Linked DNA regions of Homo sapiens: region 2 is linked to region 1. Evidence: chromatin loops called from intact Hi-C (ENCODE). Cell type or tissue: heart left ventricle. All regions are shown on one strand. Links, peaks and the distances in the headings refer to the core of each region. The heading gives the core; the rest is flanking DNA.

Evidence for each region. Peaks named below come from ENCODE experiments on the same cell type or tissue, not always from the same donor. Only the 100,000 strongest peaks of a DNase experiment are listed, where the experiment ranks them.
Region 2: it touches region 1 in a loop (2.4-fold over the local background); 2 of 110 quality-filtered maps call a loop at or near these places.

What each region holds. Positions count from the first base shown.
Region 1 is chr1:198,196,883-198,213,749 of GRCh38, forward strand. All of the region lies in intron 1 of NEK7 (NIMA related kinase 7), which reads left to right. It also overlaps the pseudogene PRR13P1. Among named protein-coding and RNA genes, the nearest start is that of NEK7, 48 kb to the left of the region's middle. RefSeq lists enhancers at 2,521-2,580, 5,762-5,821. In heart left ventricle, for the core only: no CTCF peak of the experiment used is centred there; no DNase peak of the experiment used is centred there; H3K27ac peaks cover 1,852 bases.
Region 2 is chr1:198,085,004-198,101,870 of GRCh38, forward strand. No RefSeq gene overlaps it. Among named protein-coding and RNA genes, the nearest start is that of NEK7, 64 kb to the right of the region's middle. In heart left ventricle, for the core only: no CTCF peak of the experiment used is centred there; no DNase peak of the experiment used is centred there.

The sequences.
Region 1 (16,867 bases), core at 3,806-11,805:
TACAGAGTCTGCCACAGTGACCATGAGTGCCACTGGTAACCTGAATAAGCCTCACTTTTCTCTTGGGTATAGTAATAGAACCACTGGGGGTGGGACTTGGACTTTTTGTGTACCACTAAATCTCTAGCATCTAACACAAGGCCTGGCAGATGTATTTGTTTGGTGAATTAATACATGAAGATTATCATGAGAATTATATGAGGTATATAAGGTACTTGGCCCGGTACTTGGCACATAGTAGTATATAAATGGTATCTACTTTAGTGTTCAAGCTATGTAGAAATATAAATTTCTGTAATGTAATTATATTTGTTTTATTAGTCATTTACTGTATAATATTGCAGTTTCATTAGTTTCTTGACAGTTAACATTTCTAATAAAGAATAGTTTTTGACTGGTGTGGTCTTTGCCTACTATGTAGATACAGTGACAAAGATAGAGAAAGAATTAATGTATGTGAATACCAATATGATAAGATACTGTGAAGTTTCTTAATAAAGCACTTTTCTTTGAAAATGTGGATTGGATATAATTGCTTTTTTAAGAAATTTTTTATCGAAGTGCAACAAACAAATAGTACATTACATATTTAAGTGTACAGCTCAGCAATTTTTTTTCAAATTTGTTTTCAACATTTAGTTTATCATCTTCAAAAAATAGCTCCCCTGCTTAACTCATTAGCTGTATGATCTATCCAAGCAGCAAGAAGATGGTCATGCCATGGCAATCCTCTTCCCATTTTCCCTAGCCACTCAGGGCTGAACAGCAGGGTTAGGCTCAGGTGGGGGTAGGGGTGGGGAGCCCAAGGGCTACTTTCCCCTGGTACAATATGGCATCTGAAGTTCGATGGGAGAACAGAACTGGTGAGACTTGAGGGTAAGGTCCAGGGCCTGTATTCAGTCAGAGTCACTGATGGAAGAGGAGGAGGAATGCTTGCCATGCTCGTGGTGCTTGTGCATCTTTTTGTGAGCTTTCTTCATTTTCATCTGCATCTTCTTGTCCTCTATCACTCCTAGTCCGAACATGCCAGGAGCCAAGGGATTCACAGGAGGCATCCAGGGGCAGGTGGTGGGTATGGAGGAGGGTAGGGACCCGAGGATTGGCATCCTGGATACCCTGGCTGTGGCACAGGATGAGGGGGCCCACCTGGGGGGAAAGCTGGATTGCCCTGGGAGAGGAAGAAAGGGGCCTTGGGGAAAGGGTGGATTGATAGGTGGTGGGTGGGCAGGATTGGAACCTCCAGGGTACCCTATGGTGGGGGGATATGGATTTGGTCCTGGCTGGCCGGCATTGGGATTCCACATGTTGAGGTGTGTCCTCCAGCCTTTCCACCACCGCCTGGGCTTGATGCATTCTCCTCAGCTCAATACATTTTTAGAAGGGAACCCCCCATGTGACCACACACTAGGTGAAAATGTAGGACATTACGAGCACTGTGGAAGCTTTCCTTGGGCTTCCTTCCCTTGATCCTGGTTACTAGTCCGGTGGCCAAGAGGTGATAAATACTGATGGGACCTGTGTATCCTATGAGGTAGAAGCGCCTGTATTGTCTTCAGGTGAAGGAGGAGTGGGCCTCTTCTGCAGGCCCAGAGAGTTTAAGGTGATCTGGGGTTTCAAGATTTTCAAGCCTGTCGACCCACATGTCGCTATGTAAAGTCTCAGTCTTGGTTCTTCCCAGACAGGATCCTGTGCTTGGAATAGCAGATTTGCCAGGATTGAGTATTCAATGTTAGGTATTCAGGGTTTTTTGGCAATTTGTTGCCCTGATAATTAAATCCTTGGCCTGATTCTCAGCTCTTTCTGCTTTCTAACTGTGAGGAAGATGAGAATCTCTTTCCGTTCTCCACAGAGGCTTTTTAACCTTTCACATGTCACCTCAAATGATTCTCAGTTTTTAATTCCCTCTCCCCACAATTCGTCGGTAGCCCCCAGCAAAAGCTGATTCTGTAGTCCTTATAATTACTACTTCCTGTCAGCCTTTCAGATGCCTGAGATATTTCACCTCCCAATAAATTTCCTTCAGTTGGTATCCTGTGCCCACTTCGTGGTTGGTGAAAGTTTTAATAATTGCACTACTGCTTATGTGGGGGGCTATCCATACTTCCACCTACCATCAGTAATGGGACTCCTCATTACCAACCAGTGATGGAGCTGCAAATTCCCATGTTTGAGTCTGCTTTCTGGTCCACTTTAGTAGCAGCTGTCATTTAGCTGAATTCTCCAGGAAAGATTCAGAGATGGAGATCTGCATATATGGTGTTTATTGTATAATGCTTTTGGGAAGAGCACCATGAAGGAAGCAAGATGGATAGAAGAACCTGAACTGCAATATGGTTGCAGTAGAGGTTGCAGCCAGTCCCCTGGGGGCATTCTGCAGCTAGAACAGCCCTTCAGGAAGTGGTGTAGACCTTTGTTCAGTCACCTTGACCAGTCATTGGATGCAGCTGCTTAGAGAGAGACACAGGTGTGAGCCATCACTCCCTGCAGCTTGGGGAATGAATGCCTTAGTCCTGGAGGGTGATCTGCACAGCACACCATAGTATCCACTGCAGAAGCTTAGATACTGATTTTCAGATTTTCTTTGTTTTCTAGTGCACACATTTAATTAATTAGTTAATTGTGTGGTTTAACTCCTCTCTCTATACTATACTTTTTTTTTTATATTGCTTTTTCTGTTTGCTGCTGGAATTGTTTTTATCCCCTTTTAGTACTATTCGTTTTTGCTTTATATATTCTGGCTATGTTATTCAAATGTGGGATTGTTACGTCTTGCTGACGTGTATCTATTATTTTTATGAAATATTCCTCTTTATTTCTAATTCTTTTGGTCTTAAAAGCTACTTTGTCTAATATAAATAAAGTTACACCAGACTTCTTTTGGCCAGTGTCCACATAGTGTTTCTTTTTCATCTTTCAAAAAATGTTTTTATGTTCTGATATGTAAGACATGTCTTACAAGCAACTTAGAATTAAAAAAAAAGTTAGTTGGATAATTTTTGTTTTTCAATTCGAGCTTTTTGTTCATTCAGTGTCATACTAATATATTTAGATTTAAATCTGTCATCTTATTTGTTTTCTATTGTTCCAACTGCTCTTTGTCCTATTTTGCCTCCTTTCTTGCTCTCCTTTAAGATTACTTAAATTTTTTGCTACTTCTTGCCCCATTACCCTGCTCTTTGTGCATTCATTCATTCTATTGGTGAACACTCTAGAGATTTCAATGCATCTTTGACCTATTAAAACCAATATTTAATTAGGACTTCTATTGTTTTGTGGACAGTGCATTTTTTTCTTTTATAGATTTCAGATTTCTGAGAAATTCTCTATTTTAGTCTAATTTATAGAGCATATTAATCATAATTATTTTAGTTTCTGATTATTCTAAAATCTGGTTCATATATGGGCCTATTTCTGTTGTCCTCCTCCTTATTTTGGTTTCTGTATCCAATTTCTTGGCCAGCTTGCTTTTTTTTCTAATTGTATACCAGATATGTATACGAAAACTTGTTGAGGCTTTAAATGGTACCACCATCTCCAGAGATGATTCAATATTTTTTATTATGAGCATATCTGCTTTAAGTGCAGGCTGATCTGTCTTCAGAGGTCTTGACTGAATGATGAGGGTGTTTACACAGACCTCTGCTCTTTGTTGCTTTCTTTTCTTTCTTTCTTTTTTTTTTTTTTTGGAGATGGGGTCTTGCTCTGTTGCCCAGGCTGGAGTGCAGTGGCATGATCTTGGCTAACTGCAACCTCTGCCACCTGGCTTCAAGTGATTCTCCTGCCTTAGCCTCCTGAGTAGCTGGGACTACAGGCATGTGCTACCAAACCTGGCTAATTTTTGTATTTTTAGTAGAGATGGGGTTTCACCATATTGGCCAGGCTGGTCTCAAACTCCTGACCCCAGATGATCTGCCTGCCTCGGCCTCCCAAAGTGTTGGGATTACAGGCATGAGCCACTGTGCCAGGCCCTTTGGTGCTTTCTATACTCCAGTTTTGTCTCCCTAGCACTGAGTCTGCCAGAAATCTTGGCTTTGCTTTTTATCCTGTTAGCAATGCTTTTGCTTTGGTTTCTTGGATTATTTGGGAGATTACAGACTTAATGGGTGCCCTCTCTGTGGAGATTATGTGTTTATTCATGTTGGCTTGTTGAGATTTATAGGATTTTAGGTAGAGAGTGATTTTTGTGGTACATAATGTGTGGAGTATATTTTCATTGTATATAATTGCTTAATTTCTACTTTTGTTTTTTTAAGTGGAAGAGGGTGCTGTTTTTGTGTGTTGTGTTGACGAGGGGATAACAGAAGCATAAATTAATGAGTCCCACCAGAATTTACTCCATAGGTCATACCTAAATTTATACAGTGGTTGGCCGCAAAGTATTTCAGTTTTATTTTAGGATACACTGAATGGGTCTGTATTCTATGCTGTCTCTTAGAATTGTTTTATTAGTTTCATTTGAAAAGCCAGGAGTATATAGTGGTTTTTTTTAACATATAAAATGTTATGTACTGTGCCTGTTTTTGTAAATAAAGTATTATTGGCACATAGTCACGTATGTCCCTTTATATATTTTTATGGCTGCTTTGCCATTAGAGTTGAACAGTTGGAACAGAGAGCATTTGATGCCTGTGAAGCTTAAAATACTTACTGTCTGACCCTTTACCAAAAGGTTGCTAATTCCTGCTTTAGTTAGCAAACTAAAGTGATTCAGTTCTTTTTATAGAATCCATCATTAATATTCTAAGGAATTGGCTGTAGCTGAAGGAATATATCTTCTCTCTCCTTTTCTTTTGTCCTTATATAATTTTTATGCTCTTCTGCTCCCATTTTCTTCTCTTTCCGGAGCCTCACCCTGTTGATAGTCTTTTAGGAAAATCCAGGTGACACCAAGACACACTTGGAGTTTTTGCACCAGAGATTTGTAAGTATAGAGGAGGAGGCATGTCTTCCGACATAGTGACCATAAACAAGAAACACTTGAAGGTCACAGTCAAGCTTTATTTAAAAATATAGCATATATCGAGATTGGTTTGAGAATTGGGGAACCCTTTGTTCAGCAATGGCTTTTAATAAACTGTGTGGCAATCACAAAGAGCACTGTAGTTTGGATTTAGCACCAAGCTAAAGTTTCATATCTTAGGACAGTTTATTACAATCAATTCATCTCAGGGCATCTAGTCTGCTGACTCTTTTTGGCTTTACCTAAAAAGTCAGAGGTACTTCAGCCACGTCTATTTCCAAACCAGAAATAACTCAGACGTAGCCTCAGCAGCACTAGAGATCCACATTAGTTACACTGGCTTAGGATTTAAATGTTCACAGGCATCAATCATCATATTAATGTTTCAGTGCCGTTGTAGGTGTCGTCAGGAATATTAAAAAAAAAAAATGTGACCCAGCCTTTCTTCACAAGGAGGATTGGAGAGGGCTGGTTTGGCGCTTTCCTCACTTTAGCAATCCCCTGTCAATCATTGAGTAACTTGCCCAAAATCCTGTGTGGAAACTCATTACTGTTAAAGGTGTTATTTTTGGATGGAAGCAAATGATTGTAGCACCTCTAATGCTGTATGCACAGCCTCTCAGGCAGGTGGTGTTCCACGTCCGTGTTCTCCCTTCCAGTTCACTGGTGAGTGTTACCAGAAATCACAGTGGCTACGCTGGTGCTGCTTTTCTCAGAATCTCTCTGTATTAGTCTGTTCTGAAAAAGAAGTCTAATGGAATCATAGTTTCACGTGGCTAGGGAGGCCTCACAATTCATGGTGGAAAGTGAAAGACATGTTTTACATGGCAGCAGATGAGAGAATGAGAGCCAAGCGAAAAGGGAAACCCTTTATAAGACCATCAGATTTTGTGAGACTTATTCACTACCATGAGAGCAACATGGGGGAATCTGCCCCCATGATTCAGTTATTTCCCACTGGGTCCCTCGCACACCACATGGGAATTATGGGAGCTATAATTCAGGATGAGATTTGGGTGGGGACACAGCCAAACCAAATAACTCTCCCTTATCCCAAATGACTCTAGGGTCAGGGATGGGAAGGCTGGAGAAAAAAATGGAAACAATAATACATTGGGAAAACACCTTTCTACCACTTCTTTTTTTTCAGGCTAGAATTGACATATTTGAATTACAAATGCTTTTGGAGTAAAATAAAATACTATGACGTTTTCATGAGTTCTCACATGGCATTTATAACCATCCTTCCCCGCTGCCAGTAATTTCTAAAGTCTGTTAATCTTTGTGATTGGGATGTATTTATATAAAACTGAAGGGGGTGAAATAGATGATATGTCACAAGCCTTTAGATGGAGTGTCACATTAGTTACAGTTAATATTGGCTTAGGGCTGCATTTCTCAAGCCTGGTGCTTGAAACTGTCTTCCTGGATCATCAGTTCCACTGAAGATTTTTTTAAAGAAAAATCTTTTGTATAATGAAGAGGAACATAAAAACAACTCATCTTTAAAAGAAAAAGTAGATTTTGAATGAATTTCTTACTTACATGGACTTGCTTCTGGTTGCACCCCCAGGTACAGGAATAGACTTTATCTTCATTGCTCATGGAAAGGTTTGAGAAGCAATACATTAAGACAAACACACAAGAACTCTGTTACTTTAATGTCTAGGAGAAGTAGAGATTTCTGTCTGTGCGGACATTGGTATCTATTCCAGAGAAGGGAAGCTGATTCTGTTGTGACTCAGACAATCTTACTGAATTTTGGAGAATAAAGCCCCTTTTCATCCAGTGAGGACTGTGAGAAGTAACATCATGTGTTTGAAAACACTTCCTAGTCAGTAAAAACAGGAGCAGTCATGACAGAAATAATAAAACTAACAAAAGAATGAACCTCACCCCCCACATCTAAAGCAGGGGCTGCTAATAAAGAGAGCTCAGAAAAAGACCCATTGGTTTGACCTGTGGCCTAGAAAGTGACAGAGGTTGAATTCATTTTTTTTTTGTGTGTGTGTGTCCTTCCTTCCTTCCTTCCTTCCTGTTTTCTTTTGTAAAATATTTTTTCATAGATCCTTTTTGGGAAAGTAGTAGTCTTTGTATTTTGAGGATACAATGGAAAACTTTAGAGATGAGAGCGGCCAGTTGCAGGGGCTCATGCCCATATCCCAGCACTTTGGGAGCCTGATGTGGAAGGATGACTTGAGGCCAGGATTTGAGACTGGCCTGGGCAGCATAGCGAGATCCTGTCTCTACAAAAAAATTTCTTAAAAATTAGCTGGGCATGTTGGCACGTGCCTGTGAGCCCAGCTACCCGGGAGGCTGGAGCGGGAGGATCTCTGGAGCCCAGGAGTTAGAGGCTGCAGTGAGCCGTGATTGCACCACTGCACTCCAGCCCGTGTGACAGAGTAAGAGTCTGATACAAAAGAATAATACAAAAATAAAAAATAAATATGAGAGCAAGTCATAACACTTATTTTTTGCTGTGCTGTAATGTTGTTACAGTACCTAAAATGGCATATATTGAGATGCTTGATTTCTTTTTGTTTTTAAAGTTTAATGGGTTAGATCTGTATTTGTTATTTTAAAAATGAAACTCAGGGCCCGGCGCGGTGGCTCACGCCTGTAATCCCAGCACTTTGGGAGGCCGAGGCAGGCGGATCACGAGGTCGGGAGATGGAGACCATCCTGGCTAACACGGTGAAACCCTGTCTCTACTAAAAATACAAAAAATTAGCCGGGCAAGGTGGTGGGCGCCTGTAGTCCCAGCTACTCGGGAGGCTGAGGCAGGAGAATGGCATGAACCCAGGGGGCGGAGCCTGCAGTGAGCCAGAGATCGCGCAACTGCACTCCAGCCTGGGCGACAGCGAGACTCCGTCTCAAAAAAAAAAAAAAAAAAAAAGAAACTCAGGTATTTCATTTACAGATATTGGCTGAAATAACTATTCCAAACATTGCAATTTGAGGAATAAAACACATTTTATATAGATTTGTAACTAATGTGTGACTTGAGATCTGTTTTTTAAAAAAAAGGAATGGGGAGATATTCAAGAGACATCCGCGTGTGCCTGGGAGGGATGTTTGTGCTCCCTCCCAATTTTCCTTCTTCTTTTAAAATGTAACATATAATAACAACAATATTAACAACAACTAAAATGCCCCAGGAATAGTCCAGGCCCCTGCTACTGTTGCTGCTCCCCGTCCCCCCTTCCTTCTTCTCCTACTTCCACTAAGTAATCATTCAGTGTCTGTGAATAAAAACCCCATTGCTTATTTTTGTTTGGATCCAATTTATACTCAGAAAGGCACTGAGCATGAGCTGCTTCTTTCATGTTCTTTGCCTGAGTCTAAAACAGCTTTATTAGTGGGGCCAAAAACAGCGGCAGTTTTGGCAGGCATTGCCAAGTGCGCATCACTTTCAATGATACATCTGGATGCAAAGAACTAAACTGAAAATAGAGTGAACCTCCACTCCTATTAAATGAAAATACTGTGCCAGTCTCAAACCTAACTGTGCATGATAATCATCTCTGTACCGTTTTATTTATTTCGAAATACAGAAATGTAGGTCCTACTTCAGACTTACCTAATCATAATCAGGGGTGGAGGTGTTGAGTGGCCCAAGCAGTTATATTTAAAACAAAAAAAGCTCCATGGGTGATTCTGATAGCCAAGCAGGGGTGTGAACTACTTGTTCATAGTATGCACTCAGGATTACTTGGCCCAAAATAATTAGGTTTATATAACTGTATTTGCTCTGGGAGAAACAGATTTAATGTGTAATTAATAAATGAAAAGTATTTACTCATGACATACACTGCACTCACATTTTTTTTTTTTGCTTTCTCATACACATCCTAAGGTACAGTCTCAGATTTGAGTTAATCCTTTTGCCTATTTAATAATGGTACGTGGAGTCTATTTCTTATTAGGTTCACAAAACTACAGAGTAAGAGCGAATAAAAAGATAAGTAAAAAGGCAGCTTACTGTAGCTTTTTTTCCCTTTAAAGTCAGTTTAAAAAAATTTTTTTAATGTTAGGAATATGAAACAAGTTTTTAGAAAGAGGAAAGTACCACTTCTCTTCCATTGTGTTACAGTGGGTTTGGGGGAAAGAGGAGGGAAAGAAGAAAGCAAAATTTTAAGGATTTAGTAAGGATGATATATTATTTATTGTCTTAATTTCATCAGTATGGGATTTGGGGTTTGCTTAAACAAACAAAAGTAGTACCTTGTGTAATATTTTTGAAGACATCATGTTTTTGTGTTTTTGAGTTCTATTAATATGGCCTACTGGTTTTTGCAGTTTAAGTTAAAAAAAAACTGTAACTTTAGTTTCAGAATTAAATGTCAGAATTAAGTCATAAGGCAGAATCAAAATATTAGGTAACAGACTTTGAATTAAGTACATTCATTAGGGAGTGAGTTACAGTAATAACCACAACACTGATTTCAATAAAAATCAGTGAATATGGGAAGTGATTGGCTGATATGTGCTCATTTCGTTTTTGGGTCAGTGGTCCCTTGATTAAAGATTCTGTTTTATGTGCTAGAAGCCTTTGTATTTAGAACTGTTAACGTATCAATATGTAGTAAGGAAGAAGATAAAATTGAACCAGCAGGTGTCAGCAAGAACCAAAATAAAAAATATTAATCCTGATTATCTCAACCTTTATTACTTTTTAGTGATGCTGCAGTGTAAAACAACTTTAAAATGATATTTTAGTGACACATGCCTGCATTCTAAAGTAGAATCTTTCTTTGTCAGTGTATTGCCCTATTGGGAAATGATCAGATATTTTAGAGAATATGTCTGAAATACGGCAACAGCTCCAAAAAGATTTAAAAAAAAAGACAAGTGCTGTGAACTTTTTCTCATTTCAGTGCCTTGAAAAATTTTTTTACATAAATTATCCTATATCCAAAAGCTTATGTTTAACAGTTTTAATATTTCTATGGTTATATGTTATGCATTTTTCAGTATTCCATTCCTATTGATTAGTTAATAACCATAGGCATTTTATAGAAATAAGAGTAGGAATTCATAAACAACTGTCCTCATAGTGGGCTTAATTTTCTGATGAAAATATGGCATTTATATGCTTTCAGCATACAATTTAAGATTTCATTTTAAGTCCATTCTAATTCAGTGAATAGTCAGGGGAAGGTAATGTCTGCTTTTCCAAAGAATTGAAAGGTTCATTACATTTCTCAATTTGTCACAATTTTTATTAAAATCCTATTACTTGTTTCTTCTTTATCACTTGATGAATTGACGAAAATACAAATTCAGTAGGCAAATATGATATCCAGTATTTTTGATAATCTTATTAGAGTAGTAAGCAATAAAATAATGAGTGACAGGAACATCGCCGAGACCACAAAGAAGGTATGTGATAACTCAGGCCAGTCTGAAATACTTTCATTCTCTATGTTTTATTTCTTGTTATGCCAAATAAAGACCTGCTATTTTACATTTATCCTTAACTTATTAAATGTAATACTACCCAGAAATTTGATTCCTAGGTATTTACCAGAGCGTAGAGTGTATTGAAAACTTATGTATGGACTGGTACGCAAATATTTATAATGGCTTTATTCATAATTGTCCTGAACTGGAAACAATGCAGACCCCCCTCAGTTGGAGAATGAATATTGAGATACGTCCATTCAATGGAGTAGTACTCAGCCATAAAAATGAACAAACTGTGTAACCTTGATGAATCTGAAATGCACCATGCTAAGTGAAAGAAGTCATATTCAAAAGGCTTCATTTATATGATATCCTAGAAAAGATAAAACTATAGGGACAGAATACAGATTAGTATTTGTCAAGGATTGGAGGAGGGTTTGACACTGAAAGGACACAGGGGACTTGTATGGGCTGATGGAACTGTTCTATATTTTGATTCTAGTGGTTGATTTCATTACTGAGTTTGTCAAACTTCTAGAAATTGTACATTAAAATGGCAATTTAATTGTATATAAGTTATACCTTAATTTAAAAAGTTCTAAAAATAAATGTTAAAAAGGGACATAGACTGAAAAATAAAAATGAAATAAAGATAATGTTAATATAGTTTTTCTTTTCCCAGACATCCTAATAGAACCCTTAGAACACTTCAACTTCATTTATCTCTCTATTTATGTGTTGGTTGTCATGTATTTCAATTTTAGATACATTTCTAACATGGCAATCACTTTTATCTGTGGTTTCATGTAGATGTTTAATTAAATTTGCCCTGTTGCCATGCTCTTCATTTAACATTTCTTCCTATATCTTTAGCCTTCTATCTGAGGTCATTTTGATTCTGCCTATTCTCTTTGCTATTTTGTGTTCATGTAGTCTTACTTGCTTGAGTGCCTGGCTGTTTTTCATGATGTATTGGATATAGTATGTGCAAAATTGTTTGTACAAATAATCTGGAGCGTAAGATGTTATCTTCCTTCAGATAATTTTTACTTTTTGTCTAGGTAGCTGGGGGCAGTAGCTATCAGAAATCACTTTAATTTTAGGGTTTGAATAAATGTATGAAGTATAATGTGTTTTGTTTGTTTATTTTGGGACAGGGTCTTGCCCTGTCACCCAATCTGAAATGCAGTGGTACGACTGGTGCTGCAACCTTGACCTCCCAAGCTCATGCAGTACTCCCACCTCAGCCTCCTGAGGAGCTGGGACCACAGGCACCTGCCACCACGCCCAGTTTATTATTTTTATTTTTTGTAGAGACCGTGTCTCCCTATGTCGCCCAGGTTGGTAATGCATTTATTAATTAGCTTGATTGAGCTATTGTACAATGTGTGCATATTTCAGAATATGTTTGTATGATAAATATATTCAGCTTTTGTCAATTAAGATAATTTTAGTATTTGAGATAATTTGATGCCGTGAGAAGGCTTGTTTATGATGTTTAAGGCTTTTGAAGTCCTTAGCCAAATCATGGGGATGTTCATTGTAGTCCCTTTTTGAACTCTAGACTACAATTTCTGTTTCTGTGTTTCCAAGAGACTGTAAGAAACGCCATATAGCCTCTTAGCATCTCAACTGCATTTCCACAGTTTGCATAACAGTCAGTGGAAAAAACATGCTTAGATGTTGGGTTCGCTTTTCTTGGCTTCCTTCAGCCCTCAGATACTCTGGACCGCTAATATGTCTCTATTTCATTAGCTCTCTGATGCATTAAAGCATATATGTGTGTGTGTATATATATATATATATATATACACACACACATACGCACATATGTATATATACACACATATGTACACACACATGTAATATACACATATATACACATATGTATGTGTATATATATACTTTTTTTTTTTTTTTGGTAAAACTCTCCTCAGAAGGAGCGCTTGTCTGAACTATTTTGCCACTATGAAAGCAAAGACTGCCTATACTCTTTTTCATACCCATACACACATGCAAATGTGCTTTTCTTAAAAACAGTGTTAAGACAATTTGTACATTTTATTATGCAAAGTGATGTTTTTTATTTAGTAGATTACAGATTCTTAGTAGAATAATTCAGCAAATATTTATTTACTATATGTTTATCCCTGTTCCAAGCACTGTAGGGATAAAGTGATACATAAAAGGATTTCCTAACCTTATTTGGCTTATATTTTGGCAAGGTAGATAGCTTCAACAAATAACTATGCAATTAACTAAATGTAATTTTGATAATGATAAGAATAATATCCTTTGAGTACGTATAACATGGAAATTTGTTTTTGAGTCTTAGTTTTTCATTTCACATTATATTTCATACATTTTAAAATATCACTAAAACATTTAATTTTTCTTTCTTTTACTTTCTCTCTCTCTCTCTTTTTTTTAATAGCAAAGATGGAGTCTCGCTATGTTGCCCAGGCTGGTCCTGAATTCCTAGGCTCAAGCGATCCTCCTGCCTTGGCCTTCCAAAGTGCCTGGGATTACAGGTATGAGCTACCATGCTGGGTCTAATATTTATTTATATTTTTATTTATTTATCTGGAGATGGAGTCTCTCTCTGTCACCCAGGTTGGAGTGCAGGGGCGTGATCTCGACTTACTGCAACTTCTGCCTCCTGGGTTCAAGCAATTCTCATGCATCAGCCTCCCTAATAGCTGGGACTTCCTGGCTATTTTTTGTACTTTAGTAGAGACGGGGTTTCACCATGTTGCCCAGGCTGGTCTTAAACTTCTGAGCTTAGGCAGTCCGCCTGCCTGGGCCTCCCAAGGTGCTAGGATTACAGGTGTGAACACTGCGTCTGGCCTATTTTTATTTTTTTAGGGACAGGGTCCTACTTTGTCACTTAGGCTGGAGTGCAGTGGTGTTATCATAGCTTACCGTAACTTTAAACTCCTGGGTTCAAGTGATCCTCCTGCCTCACCTCCTGAGTAGCTAGGATTATAGGCACATGCCACCATGCCCAGCTGTTTTGTGTGTGTGATGGGGTCTTGCTATGTTGCTTAGGCAGGTCTTGAACTCCTGGCCCCCCAAGTTTTCCTCCCTTGGGCTCCTGAAGTGCTGAGATTGCAGGAGTAAGTCACTGAACCTGTCCTAAAAATTTTAATAAATATTTTCAATCTAGTGTTCTATTTTATGTATTTGCTGTAATTTATTTGGCCATTCTCATATTGTTAGACTTATACTTTGTTTCCAATTTTTAAAAATGATAAATGCTTTTTTAATATGTACCTTCTTATATGTAATCCCAAATTTAGTCACTGATTAATTTTTTTAGAAGAGAATTTTGGGAGTAAGAGTACTGAGTAAAAGTATATGAAAAAATCTTGATATCATTTTTTCTAGAAAGGTTATATACCTATGTAAACATTATATATACTTTGTATAATATTTATTATTTTGATAGGCTATCAACTGTATTATATGTCATTGTCCCTTCAATTTGTATTTCTTTTTTTTTTTTTTTTTTTTTTTTTTTTTGAGACGGAGTCTCGCTCTGTCGCCCAGGCTGGAGTGCAGTGGCGCAATCTTGGCTCACTGCAAGCTCCGCCTCCCGGGTTCACGCCATTCTCCTGCCTCAGCCTCCCAAGTAGCTGGGACTACAGGCGCCCGCCACTACGCCCGGCTAATTTTTTGTATTTTTAGTAGAGACGGGGTTTCACCGTTTTAGCCGGGATGGTCTCGATCTCCTGACCTCGTGATCCGCCCGCCTCGGCCTCCCAAAGTGCAATTTGTATTTCTTTATTAGTGATATTCAACATGCTTTATGGTTATTTCCAATATGTATTTCTTTGTGTCTATTAGGTTGTTAATAAAGTTAAGACAAAATTACTCTGCTTTATGAAGAGAACTATGGGGTTAACATTAAAGTAGGATTAGGTCTTCTAATTCTTTTCCAGTTCTGTGGTTTTATTATTTTATATTTGGATTATCATTTTTAACTTATTTCTTTGTTGAGAATACTTTAAAAAAGCTTTTAGCAATGAGTGTCAGGAAACAGATTCCAGAACCTTATTATTATAGGAAATTATGTATCAGATGAAGAATACTACAGTTATCATTGTTACAAAAGAATGAAATATGAAAACCCTATACACAATTCTCTTTTCCATTGATTACACTCACAGATTACATAGTTTTAAATCTTTGTGAGATCTCAGGCCATTCCTAATGGGTCATTCTGATTTGTGATGTGTGTGTACACATGTGCTTACTTTTCATTATTTTGAGGTGTTTTAATATTTTTAGGGATTTATAGTATCCAAAGTAGCATAAATAATATTTTTAGGAGACAATTTTAGCATAAGATTGAAGAAAGTATAAAAAATAATAGGTTATTGAATTAGAACAGTGATTGAAGAATTTGAAAAATGTTCTATTTTCTGGTGTTAATAATATAGTTCTAATGGAAAAAAAATGCAGTTTTTTTTTGGCAAGATGGCGGACTGGAGGCATCGTTAGCATGCCTTTTCCACTTCGAAAGACAAAACTGTGTGTAAAGGTTCATGCTGTGAACTTTTTTCCAAGAAGCAACACCGGAACTTAACAGGAAAACTGAAAGAAACCACAGACCTTTTGAAAGACGCAGTGGACAGTAGCACCATGAACTGAATGGAAAACTGTCTTCAGACGGTGACACACACTCCCGCAGGGGAGCGGGACAATCCAGGCCATAGGGGAAGGCCTTAACCCTACCCAGTCCTGGAGCTGATGAACTGAGCAATGGGAAGTCTATGAGAAGGAAAGGCATTCGGATGTGTCTTGCGTGCATTCCCAGACTCCAGTGGGATGGGAGCGAAGCCATTCCTGATCCTGTCTCACAGGGGACCTCACGGAAGTCAGCCAGCTAACTCAGGCTCCGGTCACAGGTTGAGAGAAGCTCCCAACTGAGATTTGTGTAGGGATGAACCTCATTGGCTGTAACCGATGAGCAAACGAAAGGTGTGCTGTAGCCACAGGTGCAGGAGCTGGATGCCCCTGTGTCACAGGTGTTGGACCAGGAGAGTCATCGCCTGAAAGCCAAAGGGCATATGGCCTGGGGGCAGTTTTGTGTTCTGAGCACAGGCTGCCTGGAATTCAGCTAGCCGCTGTTAGCAAAACACTGCGGGTGTGAGACCTGCCTTGCCACGTACCTGGGAGCAGAGTGGGACTTAACTGCCGCCTGCTAATCCCCACTCCCAATGGGGATTCTTTTGTGCAGTAGAGGCAGCTGCACTCCTGCCTTAAACATTACCCCGCCAGCAGCCAGGGAACTGCCCTCTGATCCCCACTGGGGCCACTGCTTGTGCCTGCACGTGGGGAGCCAGAGCATGGACTTGCCTGACCCAGCCCACACCTGGTTTTGCTCCTCTATCTGCCCTTGTAGGGTAACACAATGGACAGGGACATTTGGGAGCTCCATGGCCCAGCCCATTGCCTGAAATACCAGAGTACCACCCCAACATAAGGCAAGCAGAAAATCTGCTGTCACCACTACGGCTGATCCTCTTTTGCAAGTGCCACCTCCCGGCTGGAGGCCAACCAGCACAGTCCATTTCAACATCTGCAAGCACAAAAAGCACAGCACTTAGGAAGAAGAAAACATTTGCATGACCTCAGCTATCATCATTGCCTGAGTCATTCTGGCTAACCAGGAGATCTTGAGTCTCTTCACTTGCCCAATACCTTACTGTTACAGCTGGTATTTGACAAAGCCAACACACTAAGGCTCTTTCTAACCAAGGAAATCTCAGTATCTACATCTTCCCGCCCACCCCCATCAGAGCTGGTGTGGTACCCACTGCTGGGAGACTAGAGGACAGGTCACACCTCTGGATTCCTTGCAGATATTCCACAGCACCAATCTGGAGTGGGACAGCATCACTTGACCGAGAGTCATAGAAGGATTCACAGTAGTCTGGCCTTTAGGGACTGTTAATCTTAAGGGAAGGGGGAGTGTACCACATTAAGGGAGCACCCTGTGGGACAAAAGAAACCAGATTGCAGGCCTTGAGCCTCTGAACTTTACACTAGTGGAAAGTTTCAGCAGAGGCACAGATGCAGTGCTGGGCTCAGTGGGGAAAGTCTGCAGCTCTACCCCAACAGTCAGGAAGCCCTTGTGCTTGTGAAGGGTCTTGGAGAAGGGGGCTTGTTCTCCCCTTTGCCTACCACTGCAGAAACAGCTGGGGCTTCTCCCACAGGAGCTCAGCGTAGGTGCATCTGTGGACAGCCTTCCTGGAACACTTCAGGGTTACTCTATCCTCAGAGGAGGAGCACTCTCCTCGTTCAGGCTTGTATGAGAGATAGAGTCACAACCCCTCTCTACATGGAACATCAGCATTCCTGCAGATGAAAAGAGGTGCCTGTCTGATCTCAATAGCCAGAATACTGGGTTAGGAGTGTTACTGGGAGGTGGGTCGCTTTCCTGCTGGCCTGGAAGGACGGCTGTGGTGCCTTCCTTCTTTCCCCTTGAAAGATGTC
Region 2 (16,867 bases), core at 5,113-13,112, 110 kb before region 1:
TTAATTTATGACATACCAGGCCAGGAAAAAAAAATTAGGTATCAGACCAATGGTTCTCATTCCCAGCTGTGCATTAAAATCACCTACACATTAAAGGTAGAGATTCCTAGGTCTTATTCCAGAGATGTTGAATCAAACGTCTGATATTGTGCCAAGGAGTCTGTATATTTTTAAAACTATAGGGGTGATGCTGACAGACATCCAGGTTACTGGATTTTTCTATTTTTCCCCCAGTATGATTCATCCAACTCTCTTTTATCCTGAAGCACAGAATAGGCCTACCTCTAAAAGCAAGCATTAAAAAAAATTGTCGGCCGGGCTCGGTGGCTCACGTCTGTAATCCCAGTACTTTCGGAGGCTTAGGTAGGTGGATCACGAGGTCAGGAGTTCAAGACCAGACTGGACAAGACGGTGAAACCCCGTCTCTACTAAAAATACAAAAATTAGCCGGCTGTGGTGGTGGGCACCTGTAATCCCAGCTACTCAGGAGGCTGAGGCAGAGAATTGCTTGAACCTGGGAGGTGGAGGTTGCAGTGATCCAAGATTGCGCCACTGCACTCCAGCCTGGGCAACAGAGAGAGACTCCACCTCAAAAAGAAAAAGAAAAATTGCCAAAGGTCTACCATGTACATGGCATTGTCAGCAGTATTATAGAAAATAAAAATATGAATAAGATCCAGTTTTTAAGGAGCTTAGAATCTAGCAGGGAAGAGAAAAGATAACCTGAAAATGGTAAGGCTATGGGTGAAATCATCACATTACATGTTCCATTCACAAGAAGTCTGAGGTGTTTCTCCAGCTCTTGGTTGTTTTACTCAGTATAGTGTTATTGGGCTTTCTAGCTGACATTCCGAGATAAAGAAGCAAGTGAATTATTACATGCTAGTTAAGGAAATTCAGCACAATGATCCTTTGTCTTACAGAAAATGTAGGAATACTTTTTGCCTTATATTAATATAAATAGAGAGCTGTACTTCAGAATTTAAGATTCCATTGGGGCTTAATATGCACCCTTTTATTATTGTTGTGGATATATTGTCTACGTTTATTTAAAAAATAAACATGCTGCTTTCTGAATTGATCTGTAATTTATAAGGACATCATTATAATTACAAATATGGTATTATTATTCTGCATTCATTGTGTTAGAAGGGTAGCTTAATGCTTATAATTCCTTCCCTATTTTTCCACAACTGATTTATCACTTGTCTGACCCAACTTCCCTCCACTCCATTGTTCTGCTCTCTCCGTACATCCCACTTCACAGAGGAATGTTAATAATGGAATATGTTATTTACCTTTTCATTTACATGCTTCCAAGCTGCCATTCTCTGTAATTAATCACTGCCATAAATATTCTCATGTATGTGCTTTATATATATACTCTTACTGGGTCACTGAACTAATAAAACAGCTTATTCTAAGCATTGTTGCAAATCACAGCCTATAGTTAGTAAAATGCATAAGGTAAGGATAGATTTGCAAGATATTTTGAGTCAGGTGAAAATGATGAAATCTTTTGTTTCTCAAATAATACATGTATTATTAGTATTATTAGGGTTATTATTAGTAGCAGTAGTACTATTAGTACTATTAGGATTATTAGTACTATTAAAAGTAGCCACTATATGTTATGTTTAATACCTACTATTGTTTTCACAGCTTTTAAATATTTATAAAATAAAATAGTTCTAAAAGAAAATTGAAGATTTTGTGGCTTCTTCTCCATATAAGGAAGTGGGTATGATATTACCTCCAAGTAAAAAATTTTACCTGGCCTTGGATCTTTTACTAATGTCAAATAACCTATCAGATATTAATCCATTAAGAGAGCTGTACTTTGAACATTTTATGTGAGTTATCTTCCCTCTAACTGCTTTTCTTTTCATCTGCAGAGCAGATCAATTTCTCAAAACGTGTTGGGCTATAAAGTAAATATATTTTTATTGTCTCTTTGGGGAGAGTTGAATTTAGGGAGCAACCATATAGATGGGGACCCTCTAATCCTTTTTTCTCTCATGAGTTTAATGGCACTTACCGTGATATGTGCAAGAGTTTATTTTCTTCCATTTAGGATGAAAGAACTACCTGTATGATATTCAGGATACAATCCAGGTCCCAAAATGCCAACATTAGAGCAAGGGTGTAGTAAAAAATCTGTATCAGAGTAAAGTCATCAGATCAGTATAAGAAATATGGGTATCAGAATTTGAGGCTAAGCAAAAGTGACAGAAAAAGTGGTACCAGAAACACAACTTGCTTGAGCGACATTAGCTCATCCATTCATTCATTCACTTATTCATTCATTTAACACATATTTATGGATCACCTACACTGTGCAAGGTGCTTCCCTTCATGAAACTTTAATTGGGGGTATGTAGGACATGGTGGTAGAGGTAGACAACACTCAATCATTGTATTAGTCTGTTCTCACACTGCTATAAAGATACTACCCAAGACAGTAATTTATGAAAGAAAGAAGTTTAATTGACTCACAGTTTTGCATGGCTGGAGAGAACTCAGGAAACTTACAATCATGGCAGAAGGCAAACAAGAAGCAAGTACCTTCTTCATAAGGTGGCTGGAAAGAGAAAGAGTGAAAAAGAAACTGCCAAACACTTATAAAACCATTAGATCTCGTGAGAACTCACTCACTACCAAGAGGACAGCATGTGAGAAACCACCTCCATGATCCAATCACTTCCCACCAGATCCCTCCCTCAACACATGAGGATTATGGGGATTACAATTCAAGATGAGATTTGGGTGGGGACACAGAGCCAAACCCTATCAATCATATATCTTTTTATTTGATTAGAAATGTGATAGGAATAGTAGATAGTACATGGTGCTATATAAAATAGGAACGTAGGAGTTAAGAGAAGGCTGCCTTGAGGAAGCAACAACTAAGATAAACTTGAAGGGTAAACAGGAATTATTAGAACAAAATGCCCAAAAGCATGTGGTCTGGGTCACTTTCCAGCTGGAATCAGTACAACAGGAGGCCAGAGAGTAGGGAGGCATGGAAGGTTAGGTTAACACAGGACAGTGCAGAGTTCAAAGTCTTGGAAATCCAATAGGCAAAATTCAAATCCCTGGCTCACCTTTGTACTAGCCTCTCTGAGCCTTTGTTTCTTTAACTCTCATAAATAAATAATACATAGTAAAATACATACTGAATAATATCTACCTATCAATGGTGTTGGGAGAATTAATTTCACAATTTTTCTACTACTAAGTTATGATTTCATCCACATACCAAGCCACTAATAATCCAGAACTCCTTAGGGCTATTTTTGGAGTTTTTAATGACTTATGCCTTAGTGCTGAAATTGTGGTATTAATTTCCTGTGTAATCGGGACTTTCATTAATAATGTCCATATGAATTCCATAGCACTTTTGATTTTAATCTAAGCTTCATAATCTGGAAAATATTTATCTCCTGCATTTTAGGAAATAATCAAATATGAAAACAGAAGTGTTTTGGAAGAAATGAATTGACTTTGTCACTAGGGGGAGACCTACCCAGGTTTTGAAACTTGCCCCAACTTTCAGAGTGGAGAGAATTTTTTTCTGAGAAGTGATGGTGTAGGAAAAGGCACTGAAAAACTTAGCAGTCCTAGCAGGAGGACTGGAGAGGTTCTCTCTCTCTTTTTCTTTTAGTGGCTTTTCACTGTGTTGTACGTGGTGGAGAATAAACTTTAGGGGATGCGATTAACAACATGCCCAAATGCTGAGGCAGTCAGCATGTTTGAATAAATGGTTTGAACATGGTTCTCTAGGCTGAATTTCTGGCAGTGTAGAGGCTTGGAAGCATCACGCAGGGGCAAGACTTCAGAGGGGAACCAGGCAAAAGAGAACTGAGTGGCCTGACCTGGCAGCCATCTGAGAGGGTATGTAAGCTTGATAAGCACCATATTTTCTCAGTGAACTTTTCAGTAACCATAGTCTGTGTGTATGCATATAAGTACTTTTTTCCACTGCACATTTTTCTAAGTACATTCCTCTGTAATCTTGAATCATAAGTGCTTCTGAAGGAGTAGGAGTAGTTTATCTTGACCATTCTGTAGAAGGAAAAAGTCTAGGAATTGTAGGAGGGGAAATAGCTCTCAAAGGAAATGCTCTACAAATTAATTACCTGAGGAACTAACTCACAGAGGGGTGCACTGACACAGGCTGTTACAATTATATTCAGTTAATTATACTTTATCAAAAAGAGATTCAAGCATTAGAATTTTGTTAATAGCAAATGATTTATCTTCTTAGTTCTCTTCAATCTATCAGTACATATATTTTATTTTATAGAGGATACTTGGAATGAAACTATAGACTTTTATTTTAAAAATTAAGAATTAATATAAACATGAAGTTAATATAATTGGTCACAAGGCTGTTTTTAAAAATTGTTTCAAGTATACAGTGGATATTAAATGATTCTAATTATATAATTTATAAACATCATTATAAGAGGTTAAACCTCTTACCAAGTGTGAATTTATATTTAACAAGTTGGCTATTGCCTTACTAAGCATACTTTCTTAATATGAGTTCCATTAATATAAACGTCAGAAGATTCAAATTTCATTAGGTATGGTTGAATTAGGTATCTCTAGAAAACTAATAGAAATACCTTAAAATAGTATTTATTTCTGATTATAAAGATGAATGTATAGTAGTGAAATTTAAAATCATCTATAATCTCTTTACTCAGTGAGAAACACTATTGACATGTTGAGTTATTTTATTCTAGCCTTTATTCCACACAATTTTATTACAAAAATTAAATCATGCTATATACATATTTCAAATTTTGATAATTTCTTTTTCCCAAATAACAATGCTGTGTTGTCTCCATAATCTTTCCATTCTACAAATGAAATATATTTTAATGCTCTCCTTTTAAGCACAAAAGCACTATCTACTGTTTTTTAAACAACATATTTATTTAACCTTTTCTCTTGTCATTAGAAGTCTTCATAAATATCATTTTAAAGGTTACAAGATACTTTATGAGATAGATGAATCACAATTCATTCTACAGTTTTATTATTAGATATTTAGTTGTTTCCAATAAATAACCCTGATGAATGTCTCTATTTATAAAATTTTAGCCACATTTCACTGTATTTAATAAGGATCTCTCGCATTGAAACAAAAAACTCTCTTTGACTTTAGCAAGATCAGATTATTGTATTTTTAGGTAAAAACTATAAACCACAAATAGTAGAACTACTAAAAGTGTAAGAATTATGCTGATATAATAATGATATCTTTGAATATTAAATAACTCATCTCAGGGATTCAATATAGATGTTAGAAGTCCCACAAAATTCTACCACCTCAGTGATTAGGAGTGTCTTCATATTTAGGGATATATAATATAGAATAATTATTGCTCTCACTTAAAAGTACTTATATTGTGCTAAGCACACTGCTAAGTGTTTTCATTGACATGTGCTCTTTTAATCATTAAAGTAACCATATGAGATGTATATTTTATTATTACTTAATAAATAATGCCTACTGCACATGGCTGTTATAAGGAGCAAATGAGCTAATACACTTATGAAATTTATCAATACACATAAATATGTATCATTTAACTTTAAATGCAAGTAATGCATAGGAAAACATCTGGATGAATATTGCTAATGAAGATTACTGCTGGAGTGAGAAGGGAGGTGAGAAGGAGGGAAACAGGCATGGTGGTATAAGTCAAAGTAGACTTTAGCTTTATCAGTAATATTAATTTTTTCCCAAGAAGAATGTAATTATATATTACTTATTCAAATAAAATTAATTTAAAAAGACATAACTCTGCAATTTACAAGAGAATACTTTTAATTATTAAGTCTTGTCAACCATATTTTAATGATTTGCAGTTCATTACCTCGTTGATAGAGTTGGGGAAAAAGGATGGCAGTAGAAAAATTTAATGCCAAAATTGCAGGAGCCCCTGAAAATTAGTCTCTAAGAAATATGAAGAAAATGAGTCCAAATGGATACTATATATCAAGGGCAAAATAATGTTCTTTCCAACACATTTTACATTCAACTTTTATAGACATTTGTATAAGATTTTATCTTTTCTGTAGTATAAGTTTATTTTTAGGTTATTGCCTGTAACTCCAACAGTATATATTGAGCACTCATGCTGTTCCAGAGACTGTTCTAGTGAATAAAACAAAGCCCTGCTTTCACTGAAGTTGGAGAGAGACACAATAAATGAATAAACAAATATGCGCGTGTTAGGTTGAGATAAGCTGAAAAGAAAAGTAAGCAGGATAAAAAAAATTGAGAAAGGTGAGCTGGGATAAGGTGGAGAGGTGTGGGGGTGAGCTGCTTGAAATTCAGTGGTCAAGAAGACCCCTCCGAAGAGGAGACAGTCGAGCAGTGGCCTGAATGAAGTGAGGGCATGAGCCCTGGGAATATCTGAGTAAGAATGTTCTGGACAGAGGGAATGGTGACTGCCATGGTCCTTAGGCCAGAAGCATTCATGACACTTTGTAGAATGGCAAGGAAGCCAGCCTGACTGGAGTTGAGTGAGCAAAGGGGTGAGCCTGAGAGGAAGCCAGAGGCAAAATAACAGAGGAGGCCATAGTGAGAACCAGAGTCAGCCCTTCAGTGGCTCCCTCACTGTAGTTGTGTTTTCTGGCAGCATATGCTAAGATTGAGCTTGAGGGTGCAAGATATTTATCAGGGGTCAATATCAATGAAAGGAAGGAGGAAGAAGTAGGATTGAGTAAAGGAAGAACCCAAAGCAGGCTTTACCAAATTTCAGTAGATCCATCAAGAAGCTTATGCTCTGTCCTTGTTCAGTCACCAGCTCTGTGGGACCCTCCTCCGTGGGAGAGGTAACTCTACTTAACCTATGCACACCTTGAAGGAATTGGTAGCTGGCAGCTCTGTTGTGACAGCCCTTCTTGCAGCTGGGCAGCAAGGTTTTTCTTGAAGGGAGATATGAATGGTGCATCTCTGTTCTACCATATTAGGAAATTTATTAGTGTATATGCTATAGGAGCAGGTTAGAATTTAAAAAATATATATAAATATTGAAACTTCTTTGATAAAGGCCAGTGGTCATTCTTGATTAATATAGAACCCTAGTAAAATAAGAATTGATTGATATTTTCTTAGTTTGATAAAACTATGTATCTCAAACTAAAATCCAGGGCCATAATTTATAATGATGTATTAGAAGCAATCCTATTAAATTCAGCATGCCCACTACTACCAGAGTTATTTGATAGCTCTCTGGAAAGTCTGATCAATGAAGCCAGAAAAGGGAAGGCCTAAAAATTTTCAATAATGGAAAACATGAAGCATAATTAACATTATTTACACATGATTTTTTTTTTTTTTTTTTTTTTGAGACGGAGTCTAGCTCTGTCGCCCAGGCTGGAGTGCAGTGGCGCGATATTGGCTCACTGCAAGCTCTGCCTCCCAGGGTCACGCCATTCTCCTGCCTCAGCCTCCCGAGTAGCTGGGACTGCAGGCTCCCGCCACCACGCCTGGCTAATTTTTTGTATTTTTAGTAGAGACAGGGTTTCACCGTGTTAGCCAGGATGCTCTCGATGTCCTGACCTCGTGATCCGCCCGCCTCGGCCTCCCAAAGTGCTGGGATTACAGGCGTGAGCCACCGCACCCGGCCACATGACATTTTTTTAAATCTAGAAAACCCAAGAAAATTGAAAACGATTAAAAACAGTAAGAAAATTCAGTAGGGAAGTTGCCTATGTTTAAAATATAAAATTCAATAGCTTTTCTGTATATCGGGGTTGGTAAACTTTTTTCTGTAGAGGGCCAGAGAGTAAATATTTCAGGCTTGTTGTCATCAGTCTTTGTTACAACTTCTTAATTCTGCCGTTGTAGCACAGAATTAACCATAGACAATATGTAAATGAAGAGGCATAGCCGTGTTCCAATAAAACTTTATTTTAAATACAGGCAGCAGACAAGATTTGGCCCATATTGGTAGTTTGCTGATCCCTGCTATATACATTTTAAAATAGAGAAATTATAATGAATAACAATCTCATTGAAAACAGCAAGCAAAATGATAAAAATATTACAAACTTTATTTAAAGAGAATATGTAAGACGTAGAGAAGAAATTTACTGGGGGACATGAAAGAAACTTCAAGTGAGTAAAGAATAAAATCTTGCTTTGATTATGAAGGTTCTATATTGTAAAAATGTCAGATTCTCTTTAATTATAGACTCAAGGGAGTCTCTATTTAAATATTTACATGATTTTTAAAATATCTCTTAGCATTTTTAATTCCTGTACGTTATTGTCATATGCATATACTATAGTCAGGCTTCTATTAATAAAAGCTTTGATGTTGTTACCTTTTTTAGCTACCACTAATAATTTCGGCAATAAATATGCTTGTACATGCTGGAAAAATCATGAAAGTAAATCCACAGACCAAATTGCCAGAAGTGGGATTACTGGATCAAACATTATGTCATTTTTAATGTTGATGAGGTTGTAAAGAGCTGCCTAAGAATGTCTTTACTTCACATTTTTTCTAGAACTGGGTGACATCAGTTTTTAAAAATATTTCTGATGTGTGAAAAATTATATATATTAGGTTTTTAATTGTTAATATCTGATATTATGAGAGAAGGGAGTTTTTTTCCTTATGCTTACTCATTGTCTTAGTCTTTGGGCTGCTATAACACAACACCGTAGACTGACTATGTTTATAAACAACAGAAGTTCATTTCTCAGTTCTAGAGGCAGGATAGTCCATGATCAAAGTGCCAGCAGATGTGATGTCTGATGAGGACCTGTTTCCTGGTTCACAGATGGTGACTTCTTGCTGTGTCCTCAGATGTAGAAGAGGTGAATGAGCTTCCTTGGGCTATTTTATAAAGGCACTAATCCCATTCATGAAGGCTCCACCCTCATGACTTAATCACTTCCCAAAGGCCCCACCTCCTAATATCATCATTTTGGGGGTTAGGATTTCAACATATGAATTTTGTCGGAATACAAATATTCAAGCCATAACATTGATCATAGGTATTTTTTTCTAAACTGCTTATGTCCTATTTTTGTTTATTTGATTGCTTCTCACTTTCTCATTGGTTTATGTGATCTCTTTATGAGTTATGAAAACTATCTCTCTGCAATTATCCTTGCAAATCAGGTTATGATTTTCCAGTGTGTATAAAGAAATTACATATTTATTTTCTATATGAGTTTGAGGCTCTGGGTACTTCTCAGAAATATCTAAGTATTTAAATATCCAACCCTTTATATCAATCAGGACTCTGAAAAAAAAATCACCTTTCATGAGGCTTTTCCTAATCACCTATCTAAAATAGGTAGTATATACTCCAGTAGGTAAACAAGGAAACTGAGTGTCAGGAAGGATAAATATCTGACTCAAGGTCACACAGCTAGTAGGTAAGAGAACCTGGAGCCAGAATTTAAGTTCAACATTGTCTGACTTCAAAGCCAATATTGCTATATTATCCTGTCCCATCCTGGCCTTCTCCATCTCACCTGGATAGAAATATAAAATTTTAGGTTTGGAAGAGATTTTTCCATACAGGGTCTTAAAAGATAGATCACGAGGGACATACCGATTCTTGGTGATAGATATTTCATGCTCTTCAGTTTAACCGACAGTTACCTCTATTAGAGAAGTTCTCAGAATTATTTGTGTGATTATCTATATGATGTATAGAATCTGTTACTTTTACATGCATTAAGATACTCATTTTAGTACCCTTCCCAGATGTTAAACATTATTATATGCAATTATTATTATTTGCATTAAGAAGGTTATAATTCCTAGCTGGATTTAATAATTAATTCCCATAAGTATAGTATTTATTATTCAGAACATTATGTAGAAGCAGAACCATCACTTTCAGTAATTAAGAGTTTCTATGAAACTCTTTTGGAATGAATTTTCAGATTTAGTAAAAACAAAAGGCTGATAAATGGCATATTCCTGCTAAATGTCATGAAAACAAAATATATGCTTTCTGTCAGTAAATCAAAATTACTGGCAGCTCAAGAAGAATGCATAATCAGAAGAGCTGGTAACATAATGTTAACTAATTCTTCATATTCGAGTTATTTAAGATGAATTATTAATCTTTACTGACCATAGAAATGATACTATTAGAATTGAAAGGTTGAGGCTTAAAGGTTCTACTTAGCAGGTCTAATTTATGTTCCCATAATTTAACAGTTAATTGTTGAGTATGGATGAGCATGTTATAACCCTGTATTAGCTCCTATTTTGGATAAAATCATGTGAGAATGAGGATTTGCTTACTTAGGAAAAGGCAAATTATATTTACTGCTGTTACTCATCCAATGTCAGTTTTAAATTCCTTCCTTCAAATTATTAGGATATAGTTTTTTTGGGTTTCACAGGTTATTATGACATATAAGTTTCCTGCATTATTATTCAACAAATATTTATGAACCCCTAAACACTGAAGTAAATGTTGAAGAGAATGTGGTTGATGAAGAAGACATAGTCCTTGCTCTTGAAGGGAGTGGGAGAGAGCTAATATAACCTGAATGTTATCTGCCATCTCAGTTTCTTGTTCTGCACCCCTAAAATTAATCTGTCCTTTCCCTTCACTATCTGGATACAGAATTCAGAATCTTTTCACATTCTCCACACAGGAGCAACTTTCACAAAAGTGCTGTGAAAGATGTAGACTTTGCTAATGCTTACAGAACTCAATATAGAGTAATAGTTAAGAGCATGATTCCTAGCTGTGAGTTATTGGGCAAGCAACTTCATGCCTGTGCCTTAGCTTCCCCATCTATAAAGTAAGGATAATAATAGTATTCAACCCATAGGGGTGTGGTAAGGATTAAATAAGTTAATGTGTGTAGAGTAAGCTTCTGTAAATGAGCACTGTAGAAAGAAACATTAGCTATGATGTTCATGGGGTGACAGAGAAAATGGTTTTCGTTACATAGCACATAGGAGGGGGGAAAAACCTCTAAAATTCCAATTAGATATTTCTGTGCTCTCCAGAAGTAACCTCTGTATCACCTGGCACCGGAGATGGGTTAGGTTCGGAATGAGTCCTCTAATTTATTCTCTCCTAATAGCGTCATCTCGAAGGCTTGGCTAATGAGTTGCACAGGCCCATAGATCACCTAGAGGGAAACTTAAATACAGGTCTGTGGAAAAGGTAAAAAGGTCAGGGCTACATACATTTGTATGGAAAAATTGGACAAATTTCAACAGCGACAGTGAAGAGGAAGGATGAGCAGACAGAAGGAGAAGAGGCTGGGGAAAAATCTTTAAAGAATACTGTTAAAAGTTTTAAACATAAAATGTATACTTCCAACATAAGATGCCAGACTGAGCACGCTCTATATAAGAAACCTCATTAAAATTATAGTAAAAGAAAAAAAGATGTAAATGTACAATGGAAAGAAAGTGTGGTAGATATCAGAGGATGTGGGAAAAGGCAAACTGCTGAAAAAGTGCTGACAAGTGAAGCCGAGCTTAAAATTCCCACAGAGAGGCTACAGTAGAGGAGAGAATAGAGGCCAGCCTGACTAGCAGCACCCTATGGAGAGGCTGGATTCATCAGATTCCAGATGAATATCAGGCCAGATTCATCAGAGGGTAGGGTGGAGAAGGAGGGCTGAAAGTAAGGATTAGTTATGTTTCTATTTGGAACTTTTGACAATGAATCATAAAAGATAGTGGAGTAATTTCCTCGAAGTGGAGGGAAAATGACATAAATCCAGAATTCTCTACCTAAATCATTAATCCTTGTTAGAGTTGAGTAAGAACATTTTGTAAATAGGTAGGGGGCCAAAAAATTTGTCTTTCAATAACTTTTCTAAGAAAGTTATTTGAGTATGTGTTCTAGGAAAGAAAGAAGTAAACCAGGATAGAATAACCTATGGGATTCAGATAACGGTGTAACAAACTCAGGACAGCAGTGGAAAGAATTCTTGTTCCAGGATGAGGACTGGGTAGCAAGGCTAGAGGAGTCAGTCTGAATTGACAAAGAGGGCCATAGTGGTTGAGTGTTGGAAGAACTCAAGGATAAGAAAATGGCAGAGTGGGCAAGGGATGAGAAGAGTGATTAGGAACTCCAGGTCAAAATGATAAACTATGCAAGAAGACCATGGCCTGAATATGAAGTAAATGGCCTAGGATGTTGCATGACAATGAATGAAATGGGCTACTAGGAATTGATAGAGTAAGAAGCTGAAAGACAAAGGAAAACATTTGTAAACAGAGAGATAAAATAATTATACAATAAATTCATGATTCAAAAGTATAACAAACTGAAATGTGACATGATTTTGAATAAATGATGAATAAGAAAGGATAATCCATTTGAACTTGATCCTGGGAAGATCCCCTCTTGAGAGTGTTCATAAGCGTGGTGTCTTGGAGAAGGGAATTAAGCATACTATAACAGTATGGTGCAATGGTAACACCATCAAATGATAGAACTATTATTAATTGGTTTCAACCTATGGAATCAAACTAGGCAAACACTGAAGACTTTCTTTGAGTATATAAAAGAATGTAAATATTGTGAATCTTCACAATATAAAAGTAAGAGTTTGACCACAACATTGAGAAGTGGAAGGGGAGATGTGAAGTGGAGGGAAGGATACAGGTAATAACATGGTCATCTTACAAAGGGGGAATAAAGATAACAAGTAGAGGGGTCAATATTAGAGATATAATTCTACTGGGGAGGGAGAGGAAAAGAGAAGCAGTTATAGATGAGCTAGTTCTTCATCAAACATGGAAGAAGTCAACAGGTAGTATCTGATGCTGATTATTCTAAAAGAGTTGTATAAATGTGGCAGAAGTTTCTAGTTAACTCTTTAATATTTATTCTCATGTTCTTTTATACAATAAAAATGAATCGGGGTACATGACCATCCGGGTAAAAACTGTTATTTCCCTTGCAGCTAAGTATGGCTAACAGAGATGTGAGCTGAAGTAAAATGTGCAATGTTTAGATCAGGTTCTTAAAATAAAAGGAACATGGCCTCCCTTCCTTTCTTGCTCTACCCTCCCCAGGCTGGAATGCAGCTAAAGCAGAGAGCCTGGTAACCATGTGGAAAGAGCTGTGTCCTAGGGAATCAAGAATAACAGGATAAAAGAAGCCTGGGTTCCAACACTACCTAAAGTTGCCCTGAATTGCCTACTGAGACTATTATGTGAGAGAAAAATAACTTCTATCTCAATTATACCACTATATTTTTGGGTTTGGTGTTAGAACAGTCTGACTACTCCTAGAACAGTCCTACTCTTACAAATAATTATGTAGAGACATAAAGGTAAATATGTAAGATTTTTAAAAAGAAATGATTGCAAGTTGTTTTCTGGAAAAAGAATTAGTGTGGAGTGGTGGTTGAATAGAAGATATACATTGCTTTTTATTATAAATCTTTCTATGCTATTTAATTTTAAGCATGTGCATGCAGTAGTTTTATAAAATAAAATGAAAGATAGTTATGTTAATTAGATAAAAATGGAATATAAACAGTTGCAAAATAAAAAATGGATCACCCACTCTCTTGTCACGTTGGGAAAACATTTTGGTGATTTACTTCAAGCTATTTTTCTATATCCTTTTTTCTTTGATTGAAAGTCTACATATGAGGAATGAACAGAGAAAGGGGACTTCACCCAGGAGACTAAAGAGAAAGATTTGGAGAATTAATGGGTAAACAAAGAGAATTCAGCATCAAGAGAGCCAGGGGAGGGTAGGAATTCAGTAATGACACATTGGTCAGTGATTTCAAACACCACGGAAAAATCAGTAGGTTGAGATCTGGGAATATGTTAACTGATTTTGATCTTGTAGATCATCAGTTTGGCCATTGATGATCTACAAGAGAGTGAATGTGGTAGAAAAGAGACAAGCTGGCAATGAGTTTAGAGTAATAGAGGAAAAGGAAATAGATCTGCTAGAACTCAGTGTGCAAATAAGAAAATGGTAGGATATGAGTTTGGAGAGGTAGGATGGGTACAAAGTCATGTAGAGCTTGTGAGACATAGGGAGGCTGTAACTTTTATTCTAAATACCAGTTTGAAATGTTTATTATTGTACATATATATTATTTTAAATGAACCTGAACTCTTGTATGGAGAATGAACTCCAGCAAGCAAGATAAAAAACAACATAACCAGTTAGAAGGCTGTTGCAGTTATCCTGGTAGGAATTAATGCTGGCTTGTACTTGGGTAATAATGATGAAAGTAATGAGTGAGTTTGGATTCTGGATACAGTTTGGAGTTTGGTGCCAAAAGCTTTGGGCATGCATAGTATGTGGGGTATGAGGAAATGGAAGAGCTAGTGGGTGAATGGGAAGAGAATGATACCAAATAATAAGACAGATTTAGGAAGGAGTAGGTTTTAAGTAAGAAATCAAGAATTCCAGTTTCAGATACCTATTACACATCTAAGTGGAGATGTTAAGTAGCAGTTGGATATAATAAGTTTAAAACTTAAGAAGCATTTACTTCAAAATTCGAAACCCTACGGTCATTAATATGTGAGTTGTCCTGAAAGTCAAATGACTGGATGAGATCATGTAGGAAGTGAGGGAGACAAGAAACAGAAGAATTCCTAGGACCAAGTTCTGGGTCATGTACTATATAAATATCAAGAATTAAGCTGGATGAAGAGAAAGAGTGGCCAAGACAAGAAGAAAACCGGAGACCATGTTCTGAAATCTAAGCAAGAAAGTGATTGAAGTACAAAGGGATGCTTGTGTGAAATGCTGCTGTTAGAGTTTGAATGTGTCCCCCAGATTTCATGTGTTGGAAATTTAATCCCCAAGTTTGCATGTTGATGGTATTGGAAATGGGGCCTTTTGCAGGTAATTAGGATTAGATAGCATCATCAAGATAGGGCCCCCATGATGGCACAGGTGGCTTTACAAGAAGAGGAAGAGAGACCTGGGGACACATGCTCTTGCTCTCTCACCATGTGATGCCCTCCACTGTGTGATGATGCAGTAAGAAGGCCCTCACCAGATGCCAGAATCTTGAGATTGGATTTTCCATCCTCTAGAACTATAAAAAATAAATGTATTTTCTTTTTAAATGACTAAGTCTGTGGCATTCTGTTATAGCAACCAAAAACTGACTAAGACAGCTGCTGAGAGGACAAGTGTGATGAAGGCTGAGAGAAGTAGTGATCCATCAAGCACCTGACGAGATTACAATAAATTGGTTCGAAAACACAGGTGAAAGTTCTGCCTTGAAAACAGGGTCTTTTCTTCCCTCAAGACCAAAGGAAAGGGAAAAACTGGGGGAAATAAGTTGATTTTTTTAAAAAATCAATGAAGTAGTTTATAAAATAATATCCTCAAAAAGTGAGACTATGGGGGTTAACAGGAGGAAGAGTTTGAGAAGGTTGCCCTGGTGAATTACACTGGAGACAAACTGAGGGCTTGGCAAGTGCACTGTGGGCTTGAGGTTATCCATCATGGATATGTAATCAGCTGGATCATGGGACTTAAACCAGTAACTCTCAGTGGCTTGGAAATGAGAGCAGAAATAGATAACTGGGTTAGTCCGTGTTATTAAGTTTTAGTAATGTTTGCATGTAAAAATATTTAAGGTAAAAAGTAGTTTTGATGTTCTCAATTATATAGGTAATTTAGGCATAATGAATATCATATTTACTAGTGGGTCAAATAAATTTGGCATGTAGCAGTAACAATGTGTTCTCCTTCTTACTTATAATTTCTGTTTTTCCCCATAGAAATTCAGTATTTTTGTATTAATTCTACCAAATTTATCTTATAACTTCAGAAAAAAATACTTAAAACTTTTCTTCCACTGATTTATTTGAAAAATCAATAAAACAAAGAAAATAAAATGGGAGACACACTTAGACTATATTAAAATGTATATTAAATCTGCTGAGTGATTCTAATTGGACTCATTGACTATTTCTGCTCTGATTATTTTAGACATAAGTTATATGGGCCAGTATTTAGTTTGTGAGATATTAGGGAAAGGAATGGATTGTGATGTTTTTATATTTTCCTCTGACTACAAGGTTGACAAATAGTGACCCTTTATGACAGGAAGTGTTTAGCTAACCCTGCGGCAGCCTTGTAGGGACCAACAGAGGCTGGAGATTTGGTTATAATTATGCTAGAAAATTCTGACATGTTTTCTCTATATCTATGGCATGAAAGGCTAATCTCAGAGACATAACCAGGGCTGCTGAAATGGGGTCAGAATCTGATTAAAAGAAAAAATTTTTAGGCTCCTCACAGCATTTGACTGGGCTTCAGATCCCCTTCCACCCCAGGTTTCATTTGTACTGGATTCTCCCAACTTATTCAGCTCTAAACCATACCAAGGAATCTAAGAGTAGTTCAAATAAAGATGTGATTCTGTCATTTCAAGATCACTTGCTACCTTTCTATTATATTCTTCTTTCATACTTTTCCACCTCACTTTGTTTTTTCAAAGCTCTGTAAAGGGCTAAAAAAAAAGTATCATTTTAAAAAACAGCCAAATGGGTACTAGGTATAGCTACTGCTCAAATAGTCTCTGCAAAACTTCAAGAAACCAAAAGGATCCTAAACTTATCCATTTGAAAATCACATTACCTACAATTCAAGCTCATGTCAATGTAACGAAGGATTCTGTATCACCGTAAGACAAGTCTTCACACCATATCCTTTCTAGTTGTAAGACATTATTTTAGAGAAACTCCTTGACATCTTTCCTAAGATAATTATCTAAGTGGCTCTGGACTATGCAAGGCAAGTGACAGTCCTTCCTTTTCCTTGTCAAAAGTGTTCGACCCATCTGCATAGTGGTCCCCTGCACTACAAAGGTAGCTACAGGTCTCTTTCTACACTT